2 separate regions of the Homo sapiens genome follow, and region 2 is linked to region 1. The links are chromatin loops, found by intact Hi-C in ENCODE. Cell type or tissue: sigmoid colon. All regions are shown on one strand. Each heading gives the region's core, and the rest is flanking DNA. Links, peaks and the distances in the headings are about the cores only.

What was found. A loop is a pair of places that touch in the nucleus more often than their neighbours do. Peaks named below come from ENCODE experiments on the same cell type or tissue, not always from the same donor. Only the 100,000 strongest peaks of a DNase experiment are listed, where the experiment ranks them.
Region 2: a loop joins it to region 1, with 2.0 times the contacts of the local background. A loop is called at or near these places in 10 of 110 quality-filtered maps.

The regions. Positions count from the first base shown.
Region 1 is chr14:68,690,433-68,700,301 of GRCh38, forward strand. It overlaps the pseudogene RPL12P7. Among named protein-coding and RNA genes, the nearest start is that of RAD51B-AS1, 9.9 kb to the left of the region's middle. In sigmoid colon, for the core only: no CTCF peak of the experiment used is centred there; DNase peaks (open chromatin) are centred at 2,029, 3,019, 3,289 and 5,069; H3K27ac peaks cover 902 bases.
Region 2 is chr14:68,752,608-68,762,476 of GRCh38, forward strand. No RefSeq gene overlaps it. Among named protein-coding and RNA genes, the nearest start is that of ZFP36L1, 36 kb to the right of the region's middle. RefSeq lists an enhancer at 9,836-9,869. In sigmoid colon, for the core only: no CTCF peak of the experiment used is centred there; a DNase peak (open chromatin) is centred at 5,243.

The DNA of each region.
Region 1 (9,869 bases), core at 1,247-9,246:
TACTTTCTCAACTCCTATCCTCTACTCCCTACCTGCCTCCCCATTCCTCTGCAAATAAAAGACAGAGCAGGGGTGGACAGGCAGCAGCCCAACCATCCCGCCACTCATCCGCTCATCCCTGCCCGCAGCTCACAGGCTGGCTGGCAGCAGCTGTGTCAGGAGGCAGGACCCACATTCGGAAACTCTGAGGAATCTCCTTGGAGAGTAGTTACTGGGGCCGCTTGTCCCAGACCCCGAATTGGAACACCGTCTCTGACAACTCCAAGACTGGGACTTGTCACTTGCGGGAATAACAGTGGGAACCACCCTGGAAAATCCAGGATGCAGGGTCCCCTTACTAGCACAAAGCAGCCTTGGGGCCCCTGTGCCCCCACACCCAGCCCTTCCTCCCTTCTGGGAGCGGAACGCGGGAGAAAGCCTTGCATCCTCAGTGGCCCCCCACCCTCTGAAAGGCATGTAGTGGCCTCAAGGCCTTATTCCCCCCTCCACTCTGTTATATGGAGCCTATGAGGAGCAGATGTTTCTAATGAAGGGCCCAGGCCAGGGCTCTGGAGGTAACAGGCCCGCCATAGAGCGCTGGCTCCCATGGAGGGGCCGCAGCCCCCAGACCTCTGAAAGCACAAGCCGCCCAGTGAATGGGACACACACTCTCTTGAATTCTCAGCTCCTTTCAGGAAATTGCCAAGTTAGCCCTTGGCTTTCTCCTTTCCAGTGCCCGCCCCGTTTCCATGGCAACCGCCTCCCCATCTTCCAGAGCCTCTCTCCGGTCCTGCCCGCCCCCTCCTCTCCACCACCCTCCGCGTCTCATCTGTCTGGGTGGGAACCGGGATTAGAGTTCATCGGGCCGGGATGCTTTTCCCAGGGCCGCTTTGCCTTCGTGATCCCTTTGCGGCAGCCCGGCCCCTGCCCCGGGCTTTTCAAGTCCCCCAGACTTAATGACCAGCCCTGGGTTTCCTCCTCTTCTCTTTCTCTGCCTCCAATAAAGCCGGAGAATTAACCCAGGTTTTAAGTGCCCCGGTTCCAAGCTGAATATCAAAGGGGGCTTCCCCAAGCTGCTTCTGCATTTCAAAGGGGCTGATTTATCACTTTCACTTAAACCGGCACATTTTGGGGAAAGAGTTTTACCCAGAGGTCAAACTCTGGAAAAACAAATGGATCCCCGTTCACCCCCTCCTGGGGTGCTGTGGGCTATTAGTGTATAAACTGCTGGCGGGTAGGTGGGAAACAGGCTACCCGCACTCCTCATCAGCCTGGGCCCAAACTGTTCCTGTGCCCCCGGGGCGATTGTGAGGAAGAGGGGGAAATGCATGGAACCATGGCTGAGAAGCTCCCACACTGCTCCTCCTGGTCTCTGTGCCTGGCACCGGGCAAGTCGTCAGCTCTGTTTCTGCTTCCTGGGCCTCTTGTGGAGGCCCTAACCTGAACCTGCATTAACACTTCCAAGCTAAGGGTGCTCCCTGCCCCAGGGACTCTGCCCCTTCAATACAGCCAGGGCCTGTGAGTCCAGATTCTGCCTTTTCTTCCATTCTGCCTGCGAAGCTTTTGCAGGCACTTACTATTCAGGGGCTGCAGAGCTGGGCCCCTGAGCCACCCTCACTCCCCAGCTCTCTCCTGCCCTCACAGTCAGGCCTTGTCCATACCCTTCTTTCCCACATTCCCTCCCCACAAAACATGCACACACACATTCACCCACCCTCTCCCAGACCCCTGCCGCCGCCCCCAGTCTCCCTCTCATCCAACCTCAACCCAATAAATTATCTCTATTATTGCCCCTTCCTCAAGGACTTCCTCATACCCCCACAAAGAATGCTGGAACCCCGGACCCTGGAAACTTTTCTCCCTCTCTGTGAAGCATCTGTCTAGCTGCCCCCAAGCAGACTCCAGCCTCACTGCAGAGCGTGAGGTCCTTCGTCTGATTTAGCCCAGATCTGATTGATTCCCAGGCTTTCTCAGGCATTAACCCCCAAGGAGAGATGTGCACATCTCTCCTTGAAGTGACCAGAAAAGCCAGGAGCCAGCAGCCAATGAAGCAATCCTTGGAAGAGGCCAGGCAGACAGCACAGCGTTATCGAGGAACTTCTTACTTAGCACGAAGGGGCAAAAGCGGGCGAGGCAGCACCCCAAAGCCAGCTTCCAGAGAGGACATCCTGAATGAGGTCTTGAGAGGCACCAATCACAAGGCAGGTTTTCCCTTAATGGACACATCTGTTTCCTTTTCTTACCCTGCCACCAGCTCATTCATTCTTTCACACATTCATTCACTCCTAGGACCATTTACTGAGTGCCTATCTCGTGTCAGGGGCATTAGAGAGTAAGGCTACTGTTGATTACAGTGCAATGAGATAAACCCTCTCTCCCGTAAAGTGGCCGGCAACATTCATGGTCTTTGCCTAACCCTCTCCATGGGGATCCGGGAAATACTCTAGACAGGGGGATTTGATTCCAGCTTGAAAAGATGGGCAGGAGTTTAGCTGAGAGAAATATATTCCAGGCAGAGTGAGCAGCAGGTCCAGAGGCACCCAAGCCCACCATAGGTGGTGACGATAGGCAGATATGTCTGGCACATAGGAATGTGGAGGGAGGTGCTAGGAGATGAGCCTGGAAGGGCATGTGAATGACGTTGTGAATGGCAGGCCAGGAAACCCACCACCTCTGCCATGTCACCCAAGTTCAACCCCAACAAGATCAAAGTCGTATACCTGAGGTGCACGAGTGGGGAAGTCAGTACTACATCTGCTCTGGTTCCTAAGATCAGCCCCCTGGGTCTGTCTCCAAAAAAGGCCAATGAGGACATCACCAAGACAAGTGACTGGAAGGGCCAGAGGATCCCAGTGAAACTGACGGTGCAGAACACACAGGCCAGATTCAAGTGGCATCTTCTGCCTCTGCAGTGATCATGAAAGCCCTTGAGGAACCACCAAGAGACAGAAACAAGCAGAAAAACATTAAGTACAGTGGAAATATCATTTGTGGTGAGATCATCAACATTGCCCAACAGATGCAGCACTGATCTTTAGCCAGAGAACTCTCTGGAATCATTAAAGAGATCGTGAGGACTGCCTAGTCTGTGGGCTGTAGTGTTGATGGCGCCACCCTCACGACATCACAGATGGCTTTGATAGTGGTGCGGGTGGAGTGGCCAGCTAGTTAAGGGCTACATATAGAAATATTTCAATAAAGGATCATTTGACGACCAAAAAAAATTTAAAGAGAGAACTGTACTGAAGAAGGTGGGGAATGACAGAGGGAGCCAGTCAGGGCCCGGGAACAAGAGCAAGTCAAAGACTGTGTTCTAGCACTCGTCCGCCTGCTGAACCTCATCACGAGCTTCTTTGCTGCATGTGCTCAGATTCTGTCTCTGTTTACCCTTTCCACCTGGGGAAGCACGGAGCTCATTGACTCTTCCGCAGGAGCCCTTGCTGAAGAAATCATTTGTCATTCTATCTATCCGCTTAGATTAGCTGGGAGGTTCAGTAGAACCTGCAAGCTTCTCTCTCCCTGGAGGGAGGCAAGGGACACAGGGGAACTTTGGGACAACTACACAGGGCCTGGCAATATTTGCAGACAAGGGGATGGGAGGGAGCAGGGGTGGCAAGAGTGCCAGCAATGCTCCCAGGGCCCCACACCAGCCACAATGCAGCCTTTGGAATTTTAGAGAAGGAGCTCCCAGGGGAGAGTTGGACTAGAGTTTCAGAGTCTCTCTCAGTGCCCACATTTTGTGATGCCACTGCTGATGCTCCAAAGCAGAGATGCCCATCCAGTTGCATTTTTAAGCTGCTGCAATGCAGTAAACTTCCCTGGCCAAGCCTTGGCAAACCGTCTGTAGCAGGACTCCCATTTCTTCCAGGCTGTCCGCAGAGCAGATTTTCCTAGGCATGGGACTTTGAAAGCCACAGAAGGAAATGGAAGACAAAAGAAAGAGCAGAGCAGGGGAGCCAATGGTCCCCTGAGTCTTCATGTTTATGAGGCTACTTGGGACCTAGGAGTTCAATAACCTGCCATCCACACATTTCACACAATACAATTGACTCCGTGCAATAGATGTGTTCCCAGAAGCTGTCTGGGAACAGCTAAAATTTGAGTAATAATTTTATGTGGTGTTTTCATACAATTTGGATAATCTGGATAATTGTTACATATCGTGGTTTGGCTTAAAGCCAGGGTTACCCCTAACAATAACAGAAGTGTTGACTGCTTGGGGCCTGGCACCTCCCACTTGGACCTGCGGTTTGTGAAAGGCTCCTCCTAGGTCTTGGCCCCCTACTTGTCTTCCCTGGAGTCTTCTGTCCTGGTAACTGCTCCAGAGTCATCCTCACAGCGTCTTCCTCCACACCCTCTGTTGAGCACCCAAAGCTCAGGATGTGCCACAGGAAGCAGGGAGAGAAGACGCCACCCTGCCTTCAAGGAGCTCCCCTGGGAGCTGGGTCTCCCCAGATGCATTTCTGGGGATGTCTGTGAAGCCCATAGCTGGGCAGCCCAGACCGCCCCACACAGGAGGCGCTGGGCTCACCAGCTAAGGGTGGGAGCTCCACCTGGTCAGATCTTGCTCCAGGTCACTTTTAAGATTGCAGTGCAGGCACTGGGCACTGGCCTGCCCGAAGCCTGCCTTATCCAGGGACTCATTTCCTGGCTTTGCTTCTCCTCTACCCAGCTTATGAGAGGAGTGCTAGGAGAGGGAGGGAAAACAGAAATCTAAACTTGCTCAGGGGTCCTATTTTGTATCTTCCCTCTGAGCTTTTTTGGTTTCAACCAAAGCATATTCCCCCTCTTTTCTGTGGACTCAAAACCCATGCCCCTCACTTGGACCGGGCCTTCCTCTTCCCGCTTTGTCCACCAGCCTCAAGTCCCATGATAGAATCTCCTGGATAGTGTTTCTTTAACTGGGCTCGAGCCCCACAGTAAAGTCTTGGTCCTCCGCCGGCCAGAGCCCACATCTCTGATTCAGCAACAGGGGCAGGTGTTCAGGGCAATCTGGGTTAGGTCCACTGAAAACCAAAGGAAATAACATTGGTCTGATTCAAGGCCTTCAGAAATGAGTCAGCCCCCGAGCCCATCAACCATCACTGTTACTCAACATCACACCCACGTTATTCATGAAGTATTGTCTTCAGCTTACTAGACAACAGAGCCCCACCAGACTCTGGGAGGCTGAGGATGACTTATTGGTCTGCTGTGGGCTCAACATCAAGTACATACCTTACCTCTGTCCAAAAACTGGAGTGGAAGAGCGCTGAGTCAGGAAGGCTCATGCCCCGAGGCGTCTTCCCACAAGCCTCTGGTCACCCTGAACAGTCTGTTCTGGATTTCACACCTTGGAAAAAAGTCCTCTATGAGTACAATGAGTGGAAAGAGTCTTAGAGGAAGAGTTGGGGCCAGGTGGCCAGGTATGTGCAGCACCTCTGCCCAGCCCTCCTTGGCCCACAGTCTTAGGCTGGTAGCCTGCATCCTATGCAATAGCCAATGTTACTCTTGTTTTTCATTCCTTCTAAATGATCCAACTGAGGACCTGCCAAGTTGAAGTTGGATGTGACTTTCCTTCCTATGGGGTAGAGGGGGACTTTTCTGGGTGTAGTGGGAAAACACTGTGGCCAAACACATGACTCTGGAGTCCCAGAGGCTTGGACTCAAAGTTCCAACCCTGCCATGTACCAGCTCAGCAAGTGACTTATCCTCTCTCAGCCTGTTTCCTCTTTGATAAAATGGGGATAATAACACTGTCCATCTGTAAGACTGTTGTGAGTTTTCAATGTCATAGTGCACATAAATGCCTGGCACCTCGTGAGTGCTCCCTCAACGGCCCTGCCAGTGTTGTTGCCACTGTTATTATTATTTTAGTTAGTACCACTCTCACTACCATTCTCCCTAGGCCGGAGTCTTCTTTCACATGAGACCCTTGTCTTCCTGATTCTGGTATCCTCAGCACACAGGCACAGTCGGGTGCAGTGAGTGGTAGTCCAACATAACTTCTGAAGGGGAGGAGCCCCAGAGAGAGGGAATGGCATGTTCAAAGGTCCTGCGGTGGGAAGGTGCATGGAAAATTTGAAGAAAATGGTATAGAAAAAAGTCCAATCATTAGCTACAGGCCCCCAGCAGCTGCTTTAGCCAATCCTCCAACCTCCTCATTGGCATGGCAAGACCACAGAAGCCTGGAGCCCTGATACCTACTCCAGCCCTCTGCTCCTCTCACTGACCAGGAAACTTCCCTTAAGACAGAAGCCCTAAGGTCATCTGAACCCCAGAAGACCCAAGGAAGCAGAAATATACCAAATGAAGATCCTGAGGCCTTTGTGTTTAGTTACCATAAAAAAATAAGTCCCCAAACCTGGCTATTTGTACTTGGCATTGGATAATTCGAAGGTGATTGAGGAAGGTACTGGGGAAGGAAGCCCAGGCAGGGGCTGTGGTTGCCAGGTGGGGAGGGAAGACTTTGCAAACTAACCCAAAAGCAAGCATGGGGTGCGTGCCTGTCTTCCATGTAGTTCCTAACCCCCTGCCCCCAACACGCCCATGATGCATGGGAGCAGCCCAGTGCCACCAACCACACTGAAGGCTTATCCTCCACTCCATCCCGCTCTTCTCCAACCTCCTAGAAAACTGTCTCTGTTCCCATCCTTCCTCTGCAAGAGCCTCCCTCAACTTAAGCTATTAGCCCTCCCAGGAGCACTTGCATTTAATAAAAACGAGGACCTTAACACTTCACAGGAGGGGCTTATTAATGGTTCCCTTTCTGGCTTTTGGAAACTGCAGGGAGCAAGGTTTCTGTAGCAGTTGGCTGAGCCCTCAGGGATGGGAAGACAGGGTCTGATGAGGCAGAATGCCAGTTAGGGACCAGGCCCAAGGTGGGTCTCCCCAACTCTGTCTTATGCCCTATAACCTAGCTACCCTCTGTTGGTGGTGGTGGCGGTGTTGGTGGTGGTGGTCAGGTTTGTTGAAATTAAGTGTACATACAATGAAATTCATCCATTTTAAAATACAGTTCTTTGAGTTTTAGCAAATGCATGCAGTTGTGTAACCATCACCACAATCAAGATACAGAACAGTTCCATCACCCCCTAAAATTCTGCAGGGCTTCATTATAGTCAACCCCTTCCCCCAGCCCTAGCCATTGAAAACTGCTCATCAGGTATTTTGACCCATTAGTTTTGCCTTTTCCAAAAGGCCATATAAATGGAATCATAAGGGGCATAGCACGGAATCTGCCTTCTTTCATTTAGCCTAATGCACTTGAGATTCGTCCATGCTACCTGTATCAGAAGTTCGTTTTCATTAACCCCGTTAAATAGTGGGCAAAGGACATGAACAGACACTTCTCAAGAGAAGACATGCATGTGGCCAACAAGCATATGAAAAAAAGCTCAACATCACTGGTCATTAGAGAAATGCAAATCAAAACCACAGTGAGATACCATCTCATGCCCATCAGAACAGCAATTATTAAAAAGTCAAAAACAACAGATTCTGGCAAGGTTGTGAAGAAAAAGGAACGCTTTTACACTGTTGGTGGGAGTGTAAATTAGTTCAACCATTGTGGAAGACAGTGTGGCAATTTTTCAAAGACCTAGAGGCAGGAATATCATTTGACCCAGGAATGCCATTACTGGGTATATACCCAAAAAGAATATAAATCATTCTATTGTAAAGACACATGCACATGTATGTTCATTGCAGCACTATTCACAATAGCAAGGACAAGGAATTAACCTAAATGCCCATCGATGATAGATAAAGAAAATGTGATACATATACACCGTGGAATTCTATGCAGTCATTAAAAAGGAACAAGATCACATCCTTTGCAGTTACATGAATGAAGCTGGAAGCCATTTTCCTCAGCAAACTAACACAGGAACAGAAAACCAAACACTGCATGTTCTCACTTATAAGTGGGAACAGAACAGTGAGAACACATGGACACATCAGGGGGAACAACATACACTGGGGTCTGTCAGAGGTGGAGTTGGGGGAGGGAGAGCATCAGGAAGAATAGCTAATAGATGCTGGGCTTCATACCTAGGTGATGGGATGATCTGTGCAGCAAACCACCATGGCACATGGTTTGTTGTTGTTGTTGTCATTGTTGTTTTGAGACGGAGTCTCACTCTATTGCTTAGGCTGGAGTGCAGTGGCGTGATCTCAGCTCACTGCAACCTCTGCCACCTGGGTTCAAGTGATTCTCCTGCTTCAACCTCCCGAGTAGCTGGGATTACACGTGCCTGCCACTGTGCCTGGCTAATTTTTGTATTTTTAGTAGAGACGGGTTTCACCATCTTGGCCAGGCTGGTCTTGAACTCCTGACCTCATGATCCACCCGCCTCAGCCTCCCAAAGGGCTGGGATTACAGGCGTGAGCCACCGCGCCCAGCCCATGGCACACGTTTACCTGTGTAACAAACCTGCACATCCTACACATGTACTCCTGAACTTGAAATAAAAGTTGAAGAAAAAAAGAAGTTCGTTTTTGGCCAGGCACGGTGGCTCATGCTTGTAATCCCAGCACTTCGGGAGGCTGAAGCGGGCAGATTGCCTGAGGTCAATGGTTCAAGACCAGTCTGGCCAACATGGTGAAACCCCATCTCTACTAAAAATACAAAAATATTAGCCGGATGCGGTGGCGTGTGCCTGTAATCACAGCTACTTGGAAGACTAAGGCAGGGGAATTGCTTGAACCAGGGAGGTGGAGGTTGCAGTGAGCAGAGATCGCGCCACTGCACTGCAGCCTGGGCGACAGAGTGAGACTCTGTCTCAGATAAAAAGAAGAAGTTCGTTTCCATTGATAAGTAGTGTTACAGTACATAGATGTGTAACAGTTTATTCATTCAGTAATAGAAGGACATTTGAGTTGTTCCCAGTTCTGGGCCACCATGAATAAAGCCACTATAAATATTTGTCCACAGGTTTTTTTGTGGACAGAAGTTTGTATTTCTCCAGTTAAATACCTTAAAGTTATATTCCTCACTTATATAATAAGTATATGCTTAACTTCATATCAAACTGCCAAATTGTTTTCCAAAGTGGCTGTTCTGTTTTGCATTCTCACCAGCATGTCTGAGAGTTCCAGTTGCTCCACATCCCCCGCCCCAGTACTTAATATTGTCAGTTTTGTGTTTTGAATGTTTTTTTTTATTTTATCCATTCCAAAATAATAATAGTGGTTTCTCATTATGATTTAAATTTAGTGATTAATTATGTTAAACACCTTTTATGTGTTTATTTGCTATTCATATTTCTTTTCTGGTGAAGTATATGTTCAAGTATTCTGCCATTTTTTAAAAAATGGATTGTTTGTTTTCTTCTTACTGAGTTTTGAGAATTTTTAATATATTCTAGACACAAGTCCTCTGTCAGATACAGATTTTGCAATATTCCTCCCAGTCTGCATAGAAGATTTGTCTTCTTACTTTGTTATCAGTGCCATTCTAAAAACAGAAGGTTTTAATTTTGATGAAATCCAATTTATAAATTTTTCTTTTCTGGATTGTGTTTTCAATGTCATATCCAAGAAATCTTTGCCTAATCCAAATCAGAAAGATTTTCTCCTGTTTTCTTCTTTCATGCTTTTAGGCTTTTTCTTTTGTACTTTCACTTATGTTTCTGTATTTCACATTTTAACATTTTACATTTAGGTCTATGATCCATTTTGAGTTATAGGTCAACATTCAATCTTTTTTCCTCTCTCTCCTCTTTTCTTTCTTTTCTTTTTTTCTTTTTTTGCATGGATGTGTAGATGCTCTAGCATCATTTTTTAAAGAGACTATCTGCCATGCTCTGAATGTATCCCCACAAAATTCATATGTTGAAACTTCATTGCCAGTGTGATAGTATTAAGACTTATGGCCTAGGCCAGGCACAGTGGCTCATGCCTATAATCCC
Region 2 (9,869 bases), core at 573-8,572, 62 kb after region 1:
AGGAACCAACCCTGCCAACACCTTGATCTCAGGCTTCTATCCTCCAGAACTGTAAGACAATGAATTTCTGCTTTTTAAGCCACGCAGGCTTGGAATTTTGTTATGATGGACCTACCAATTATACATGCAGCTCTCAGCAGACAACTTTGTTTTCCTTATTTCCAACATCTTGACACAGGGCCTCACTGTCCTGTACAAACTGTAATATCTAAAAAAAAAATCCTCAAGAGAATGACATTAAGATAGTTCAGCTCCGCAAAATAAAATGCTATCCCAGGCTAAGTATTCTTTTTATCTTAACAACCACTAACAGGGCTGAATGCACCTTCACTAACTCCGGAAGCTTATCAAAGGTCTGTAGGTAAAGCTGAGTGTGAAGGCACTTCCAAAAGGGGTTTGGCCCATCTGAAGTTGAAGAGACCAGCCTCACTCTGCTTCAGGGTCCTTCAGTCTCTTCAAAGAGAAAATGGAACTTTTCAGCATATAAATCCCAGGAAAGAGGGTGAACAAGCTAAAGCCCTTGAATTTGTTCCAAGGAGGATACTGTCTGTCTTAAAATTATAAGCCTATGTGTGTTTTGTTTGTTTGTTTGTTTTTGTTTTTGAGACAGGGTGTCACTCTGTCACCCGGGCTGGAGTACAGTGACATAATCTCAGCTCACTGCAACCTCCGCCTTCCGCCTCAGCCTCCCTAGTGGCTGGGACTACAGGCATGAGCCACCATGCCCAGCTAATTTTTGCATTTTCTGTTAGAGACGGGGTTTTACCATGTTGCCCAGGCTGGTCTCGAATTCCGGGGTTCAAGTGATCCACACATCTCGGCCTCCTGAAGTGCTAGGATTACAGGCATATGAGTTTTTATGATAAAAATAATGCTTGCTTTTAGAAATTTTGGAAAATGTAGAAAATGCAGAAAAAAGAAGAAAATCGCCATAACTCTACCATGCTGAGACCACCTGTGTTTATATTTTTGTATATTTTTGCTTTGTTCTATATAGTTGTATTTCATAATTGGATGCAGTTATATACACAATTTTCATACTTTTTTAGTTATAAAGAATTCCTCCATGTTATTATAATCTCTCTTCAAACATCATTTTAAATGACTGTAAAATATCCCATCAAGTTGATCAGTTTTCTCAAATGCGAACTGCAGAACATCTGCATCAAAATTATATGTGGTATGTTAAAAATGCAGACTTTTGGATCTCACCCCAGATCCATTAAATCAAAATCTCTAGGGGAGGAGGCTGGGAGTCTTCATCTTAGTAAGTTTCTCAAGCAACTCATGAACTTACGAAAGGTTGAAAACCACTAAAATTAGTGCAACCGTGGTTGTACATAACCTTATATGAAATGCTGGACATTTCGGTTGTTTCCAGTGTATTCTTTTATAAATAACTGTGTGTACAACATCTGTGTGCATAAAGCATCTTGCAAATTTTATAGCATTTCTTTAGGGTGGTTTCCCAGAAGTGATATTATGATGTCAAAGGTGTGAACCTGTTAAAGATGCTTGATAAACACACAACACACCTGCACACACGTTTAACCACATGGTCTGCTCAGGTTCCAGGGAGAAGTGTGTTGCCAATTACTTATCTGTATAGCTCTTATTTTCCAGCTCTTTTCAACAGTGTTCTATCTTTATTGCTGAAAATAATGAGTCGGGTCACAATAAAGTAGGTAAGGAATGAGCAGACAGTCAATAAAATGTCCTTTAGTGATACAAGAAGACTCTGGCCTAACCCCATGCAAAACCAGAGCAGCAGATAGCCACAGGGACTCCAAGGACTCCAGACATCAAACAGAACTCCAAAGGACACAGTAGCACTCCATTGTACCCCTGTCCTACGTGCCACCGGGACAGTGCTCTCCTCAGTTCAAGGTCATCACCAACATTTGGAGGCAGCTGCACAGCAAGGATTCATGTGTAGGTAGGGGCTGGTCTCACCCTGCCCGACATAGAGGGATCTTTTTTTTTTTTTTTTTTTGAGACAGTCTCGCTCTGTTACCCAGGTTGGAGTGCAGTGGCAATCTCGGCTCACTGCAACCTCCGCCTCCCGGGTTCAAGTGATTCTCCTGCCACAGCCTCCCAAGTAGCTGCGATTACGGGAGCCCACCACCACGCCCGGCTAATTTTTGTGGTTTTAGTAGAGACAGGGTTTCGCCATGTTGACCTCGGATAACAAAGATCACAGCAGCAGACAGAATGTGGGGGCCCCAAAGAGGAAAATGGGCTCACAGAACCCTAATGTGCTCAGGGGAGGGCAGCTTCTAGATAGGGGGAGAGCTACAAAATGGAATGTTAAGTGCATAGCAAACACACTGTTCTTACTGTGTGTTGAAATGGCTTAGAGGAGAGGTAATCATATAGAGACATGGGCAACCAGTCTCCTTAGGGCAACCAGAACTCATTCATTTGTTTAACCAGTATTTATACAGCATTTATTATGCACTAGGCAGTGGTCTAAACGCTTTACAAATGTTAACTTATTCCATCCCCCCAACCAACATATAAAGTATCATCACTCCCATTCTACAGATGAGGAAACTGAGACATGGAGAGTTTAAGTAACTTGCCCAAAGTTGCACAGCTAGGCCAGGTGCTGTGGCTCACGCCTGTAATTTCAGCACTTTGGGAGGCCGAGACAGGTGGATCACTTGGGGCCAGGATTTCCAGACCAGCCTGGGCAGCATGGCAAAACCCCATCTCTACAAAAAAAATGCAAAAAATAGCTGGATGTGGGGGCATGCACCTGTAGTCCCAGCTACTCTGGAGGCTGAGGCATGAGAATTGCTTGAACCCAGGAGGCAGAGGTTTCAGTGAGCCAAGATCGCACCATTGCACTCCAGCCTGTGTGACAGAGTGAGACTCTATCTCAAAACAAAACAAAAAAACAACCAAAGTTGCACAGCTAGTAAGTGGTGGAGCCAATATTTAAATCCAAGTAGCCTAGCTCCAGAGTCCATGATTTTAGCCTTGGAAGGAAGGACTGAGAAGCATGAGAAACCAATATACAGCAAGAAAGGTCAGTGGGTGACCCCTGGACAGACGTCATCAGCCATGTCATTGAGTCTATCCTTGGGGGACTTTCACCTCACGCTATTTTCAATTCATGCATCCCAAGATTAGGACAGTTCATGAAACCAAAGTGGGCAAAGCTGAAGCCACAGAGTGTATTCAAGTGTCATTTACAGCAGAGACTCTACCTGCTAACCCTTACGCACCAGCACATATTAGAAAAATGAAGTTGTTCATTACAAACCATCCTTTCAACACTGGTCTCCACCTACCCCCCCCCCCCCACTCCAGCTGAGTGGGCACTACATTATGCAGCTGGTGCATGCAGTGGGTTGGCTGAGCATCTGGTATCTTCTGGAGCAGCACGGTAGATCTGCCTGTGAGAAAGCCCCAGACACCTGCACGCTCCAGGAATACATGCATACATGCATGGCCTGTGTGCAGCACTCCCCACGCCTCCCCAACCATCTGGGACAGCAGGGGCCACCCCCTTGGTCACCCTGCCTGCTGGCTTCAGGCTGTGTTGCCTAAGCCCCTGGGGCGCCTTCTCCCTAGTACAACAACTCCTCCCTTAGAGAACACCTCTGCCCCCCAAGGACTGCAAAATCCATCATCAGAATCCATCATCCCTCGCCTCCAAGGCCTTCCACCACTGCAACTAATTATCTGTGTTGTAAACTCCCATGTGGAAACAATCTACAGGATTTTTCATCAGACCTGGCCGGCAGGCTAGCAGCTCACACGCCTGCCTGTAGACTGGAGCAAGCCAGCCTCCCCCTTTTAAACAAACACATTAAGTTAATAATAACACGGACCAAGTTTGACAGCCACATTTACTAATTAATTCTCATTTGCTCCTTCTGTTAGGAAGGCGGGTAGGACTTGCCTGGTTTACAGATGAATTAAGGCTGCAAACAGATTTCTCTTAAGGTGGCACCAAAAAATTTAACCTGGAGCCTTCCTCCCAGTCAGCCTTCTCCTCTTCCCTACCCCTTGGGTGATTCACTTTACCTAAGCTCCCCAAGGCAGTGTTCAGGATGGAGAAGATCCTAGTGGTGACCAGTCCCTGCCCCTTGACAGAGGTGTAGATGGCTCTTCACAGCACCCCCTTTCATTCACCTGGCCATGCAGATGCACGCGGGGACCTCAGCCATCGCATCATTCCATTCTCACCACCCTCCTCCAGGAGAGTTGGTTATGATCCCCATCTCCCACAGGGGTAACCACAGCTGAGAGGTCAAATGACACATCAAGATCAGTGGGCTCAGAAGCAGAAGGCCAAAAGCCCATTGTCTGCGGCCTTCCCCTTTACCTGGGGATGACTGGTTAGGAAATTTGTCCCAGGTGACGAAACAGCCAGCTTCAGGAAAACAGAATTCTCCATGCCTAGCCTTGGGCTCTGACCACAAAACCCACTCTGGCTCCTCACACCTATCTATAAAGGCCTCTGAGCTCTGGGCCTGAAGGAGCTCACCTCACCTGCTTGTGGGCTTCGGTGGAAGGACGGTGGATCCTTCTAGGAAGCTGCTTCTACTCTGCAACTTCTATTCCCTTAATCCAAATAAGAATGCTGTTGCCCAGGCTGGACAGCCCTGGACTAATGTCATCAGCCATGCCATTGAGTCTGTGCTTGGGGGACCTGCAGCCCACGCTATTTTCAGTTCATGCATTTCAAGATTAGGACAGCTTGTTGGGATGTTCTCTGTCCACATGTCTTAAACTCACATCCTAGCTTCTCTCCCTTCTATTTCACTTACTGAGCATTTTCTACGCACCAAATGTTCTACTAGGACCATCCATTAACATTTTAGATTATGTTTTCTTCTTGTAACAACCCTACAAGGCACGTATTATTCTTTTACAGTGCTGGTTTTACAGATGGGGAAACAAAGGCATAGAGAGCTTTCATTCCTCCTAAGGATTACGTGGCTGGCATGCAGCAGAAGTGCAATCCGCCTTCAGACTCTGAGTTTAAGGCTCTAGTCTCCAGCTGATAGGAGGCACCTTTCCTAAGCTCTGTAGCTCTTACCCTCCCACTGCAGAGGGTGCTGAACTCTTGGGGCTAATGGCCCCCACAGTCACATTTTTTCAACGGGTAATGGCCTGTACAGCTGGTGACAGCATGCGTCATTTCCCAAGAATACTCAGGGGCCTAGATGCAGAAACTGACACCCCCACCTCTACCCTGGCTACTGGGCAAGGGGCATCAGCTGACTCTGAGGGCTCAGAGCACCAGGCTTCTTGAGATTGTTCTAAAAAAAGAAAAAAAAAAAAAGGAAGTTCATTTGGCTTCCTGCTCAGTCTAGGACTGGCTAACCACGTCCCGCCTGGGATCAGCATGGTGGCCAGGACTTCATGAGTAATAAATAACACCACCAGGCTCTTCTTGAACCTAGATCCCCATAACCAACAACAGCAGCTGGTGTTTTCTGAGGGCCTCCCTAAAGACCCACAGCTCTGTGATAGACAAGACCTCATGTATCCCCATATGTCCTCATGAGCCAGGGGAAGAGGGGTGGCCAAAGGGACTCTCCTCCTTATTTTAAAGATGGAGACACTGGATCACAGAGGGGAGACAGGGCTTGCCAGAAGTGAGTGGCAAGACTGAAACAGGTTGCATTATCTGCCAGGATACCACAAGACCTCTCCACCCCTCTCCCGGGTCCATGAAAGAAAGAATACATTCCTAGGTCTCCCAAAGCAGCTGGACTGGAGCTGGCTCCACAGTAATTGTTTAAAGAAAAAGCAGTGGCCCTGATGGGAAGGAGTCTGATGAACGGGGTGAACACAGTTTGGCCATTATCTGCAGGCCCGCCTCCCTGTGAGCTGCCCTGCACCAAGATAACACAGCAGGCTGCGCTGGACACAACTGGCTGCTGTGGACTCCACCTTTCCTCCATGCTGGGTTCCAAACACAAGATAGCAAAGACACTGTTTGCCTAGAGAGCCTAGTTTTAACCCCAGGCTAGCTATGGCAAGGCCCAGCTGGGGGATTTCTATCCTTCCCTGCCTCAGGTGGGGAAGGTCCACTGAGCAGAGAGCTTGCCAGGTGAGGCTGCCAGGTAAGAAGGCTCATCTCCCTGAGCAGAGGGGTGTAGCTGACTCCAGCCTCCTCAGAGGGTCTCCCCAGGCAGGACCTTGGGCTCGGGCTCTAGGAACCTCTTTGGAGATAGCCCAGATAGATGGGCAAGGTCCTGACAGGTTAGCCAGGGATCTCGATTCCCTCTTCCCTAATCCCAACTCCTAACTTCCAGTCCCTCCCCCTGACCCTTCCCCTCCACTGGCTTCTATCACCCCCAGCTCACCCACAAGGTCTCCTCGTTCAGACCCATGCAGGCCGGCCCTAGGCCTCACTTTCCAACAGTTTCTTCTAGCCCAGGCCTGGTGACTGGCTTCTGCAGAGAATGTTAGGGCTGAAAGGACCCTAAAGAGCCACCCCTCTGCATTTTACACATGAAGAAACCATGACCCAGAGAGACCGCCACAGATCCAGGGCTACCATTTGGTAATGGCAGAGACAGACTGGTTTCCAGGAATTCCGGAAATGTTTGCTCCACCAACCTGCACACAGAAAGTCAAATGAAGGTAAGTTCATCCATTTACAGATGAGCAAACTGATGCCCAGAGAGGTAAAGGGGCCTTCCCAAGGCTCACATTCACACTGTTTGTTAGTGTGATCTCTTAGATACAGACTAAATGGAGAGGCCCCTAATCCTATGGGTGACAGCTGATGCGCAGACAGCGTGATTTTGCAACCTCACTTAGTCGCCTGTTAACAAGTAGCTCTGAAAATCCTTCCGTAGGGCTGCCCTAAGTCCCTCCCATCTACAGGATGCTGCTACTCCTCGGAGGGGCACTGCCCCCAGGAGAGCTTCTCTGCATGGAGATTAATGCCCAAGTCAGAAAAGAAGCCGATGAATCTGGAAAAGAAAGAGGGCCAGACAGTCTTTCTATTTTAACATTTTTTTCAGATGGAGGAAATTCTAAATTATTCTAGTACCCAAACCACTAGTTGCCTGGAAGATGCCTGCTGATCCTTCAGTTGCAGGTACCTTGCTACTAGAAGGCCAGGTTTGCATTCCAGCTCAGCAGCTACATGCATGTGGTCAAATTTCTTCACCCCTTTGAACCTGCATTTCCTCATTTGTCAAATAGGAATATTACCTCCCTTTCCCTGCCTCTTGGTGAGGTTGAAATTAGAAAATGGATGTAAAAGAATGCTCTGATTTGAAAATGTTCTGAAGACATATGCGATTACTCATTATGAATACAATATTCTCCTTTCTGTATTTGAGAAAGGCCCTTTGTTGGCCGGGGGTGGCGGAGGACTTAGGTAACTCAGCCAGGTTGCTCCCACCAGCCTGATTTAATGGACTCCTCTCTTAATCACCACAGCTTCTCTCTCCTTGTGCCTGACTCTTTCTGAGCTTTCTGAGCTTTGCAATCCCCAGCTCACCCCCCCAACACGCCCCCACAGTCCTTCTTCCCAACAGTTGCCAGCCCACCCTGGCCATAAACGGGTAGAACCCACAAGGGCTCTCAGGAAACAGCTTCGCCCTTGCCTTCTCCCACTCCCAGGTCCTCTCTGACCCAGAAGAAGCTCACATGTCCCCTTCTTTCCCCACAGTTGTGTCAGCAAAGTAAACTGGAGGCTGGTTGACCCCCAGTCTCTAAAGTAGGCCAGAGCCCCAGTGCTCTCAGGTGAATTCCAGGGCTTAGTATGGGAAGGTGGGAGGTGGGCTGGGGCCAGCCTGGTGGTACCAACCCCTGGGTACTTACAATCCTCTGAACCCCACACTGAATCAGAGAGAGAGGCTGGGAGCTGGCATTTATTAATCCTCTATTCTATGCTGGGCACTTTGCCCACATTAGAGCTACTTCTCATAACCCATGGAGAGGGTTAGTATCCTCGTTTAACAGGTGAGGAGAAACAGGTTCCAAGATACTAAGAAACATACCCATAGTCACACAAGACTTCAGGGATGAACAGGAATCCAAATCCAGGGTTCTCACCTCTAGGCTTGGGCATGGGTGTAGATCCCACACCCACAGTCACTTATTGAGTCTATATATATAGCAGGTTTACTGGAGTAGATCAAAAGAAAAGAAAACATACAAATTCCCTAGACTTCTGGATTTTTTTAATCATGATCTCAAAATAAGTAGTGGAAGTGAATATTAAAACTAAAAATAGTTGCTGTTAAGGTAGATATCTTTAATATTATTGTGTTACTTTCTCAAAAAAAAGATTCCTTCCTAACCATTTCCTTTTCCCAAAGTGAACAGCTGCTGTACATAAACAGTAGCCATTAGTATTCATTGACCACTCACTACGCACAAAGCCTTCTATGGGAATGCTCTCATGTAATCTGCCAACAGTCTATGCAGTAGGTTCTACTGTTATCTATTTTATAGATAAGGAAACTGAGATGCAAAAATATGGAGAGATTTGCCCCAGGTCACTGAGTTACAGACTTCGAACCCTGATGTTAGAGCCTGTACCCTGACCCATTAAACTTAATATTCCCAGCTCTGGGATTTCCTGGACCAAGGTATGGAGCCTAACCCAATGAAGGTGTGTGTGCTAGTGCCAGAGAGTCAATACGCCTCAGTAACTATTGAGTGGAATGGAGTAAAGACAAGAATGAGTAGGGGGAAATGGATGACTTGCTGGGGGTCTTGGGAGTGACTCGAGCACTTGGAAGTGGGGCGGGCAGTAGGGGGAGGGTTGGCCTTAAGCAAGGAGTTCTGAATCCTTCTCACTGCCACCTAGGAGGGCACAATGGAGATGGGGGGCAGTTGCAGACAGCTTCAAGGGAGTCAGGCCCTCCCTGGACAAGCTGCAGCTCAGCCTCAACCCTCATCCCACCTGTCCTACCTGGGAGATGCTGACCTCCCAGGACAACACCTCCAGGGTGTCATCTCCACCCAACCAAGGTGGGGCTGGGAAACCAGATGTGCCTGCCACAGGTGGGGCTGAGGCCAAGAGGACACCCATGGGAGGGAGCCCCAAACCCACAAGCGTTTGCTGAGCTTTGACACAGAAGGCAGCCAGGTGAGGCTGACAAGCTCTGCTCCAGGAGTCACCATCTAGGAATACCTCAGAAAGGACCATGGCTCCCACTTTCCTGCAGAGGAAAGCTTCCTGGAGTCCTCCAGTCTGCCCATTCTTCTCCTCTCTCCAAGTCCCCTTTCTGCCTTCCACTCCTACCCCCAACCATAATCTAGCCTCTGCCTACCTCTGCTCTGCCCCCTTCCTCCTCAGGGTCCCACAAAACACCGCCCCTTTCTTTTCCCCCCAAACACCCCGTCTCTTTTGCTTCTAAAATGCTTTTCCCTGCAGTGTTTTCTCTGCGTGGGATGCTCTTTCTCTATGTGTCTCTTGCGACTCTACTCAATCCTGCTTGTCTGTCAATCCTCTATTTTTATTTATTTATTATTTTTTGCCAGGAGAGGGGATGGAGTTTTGCTCTTGTCACCCAAGCTGGGGTGCAATGGCATGATCTCAGCTCACTGCAACCTCCACCTCCGGGGTTCAAGTGATTCTCCTGCCTCAGCCTCCCAGGTAGCTGGGATTACAGGCACACACCACCACGCCTGGCTAATTTTTGTATTTCTAGTAGAGACGGGGTTTCACCACGTTGGCCAGGTTGGTCTCAAACTTCTGACCTCAAGTGATCCACCTGCCTCGGCCTTCGAAAATGCTGGAATTACAAGCGTGAGCCACCGCACCCAGCCCAATCCTCTATTTAGATGCCATCCCTCCAAAAAGTCTTTCCCGACCACCTGAGAGATTAGATCCCCTGCCATGTTTCCAGAGCATATGCTGCCTTGGCCATGATTCG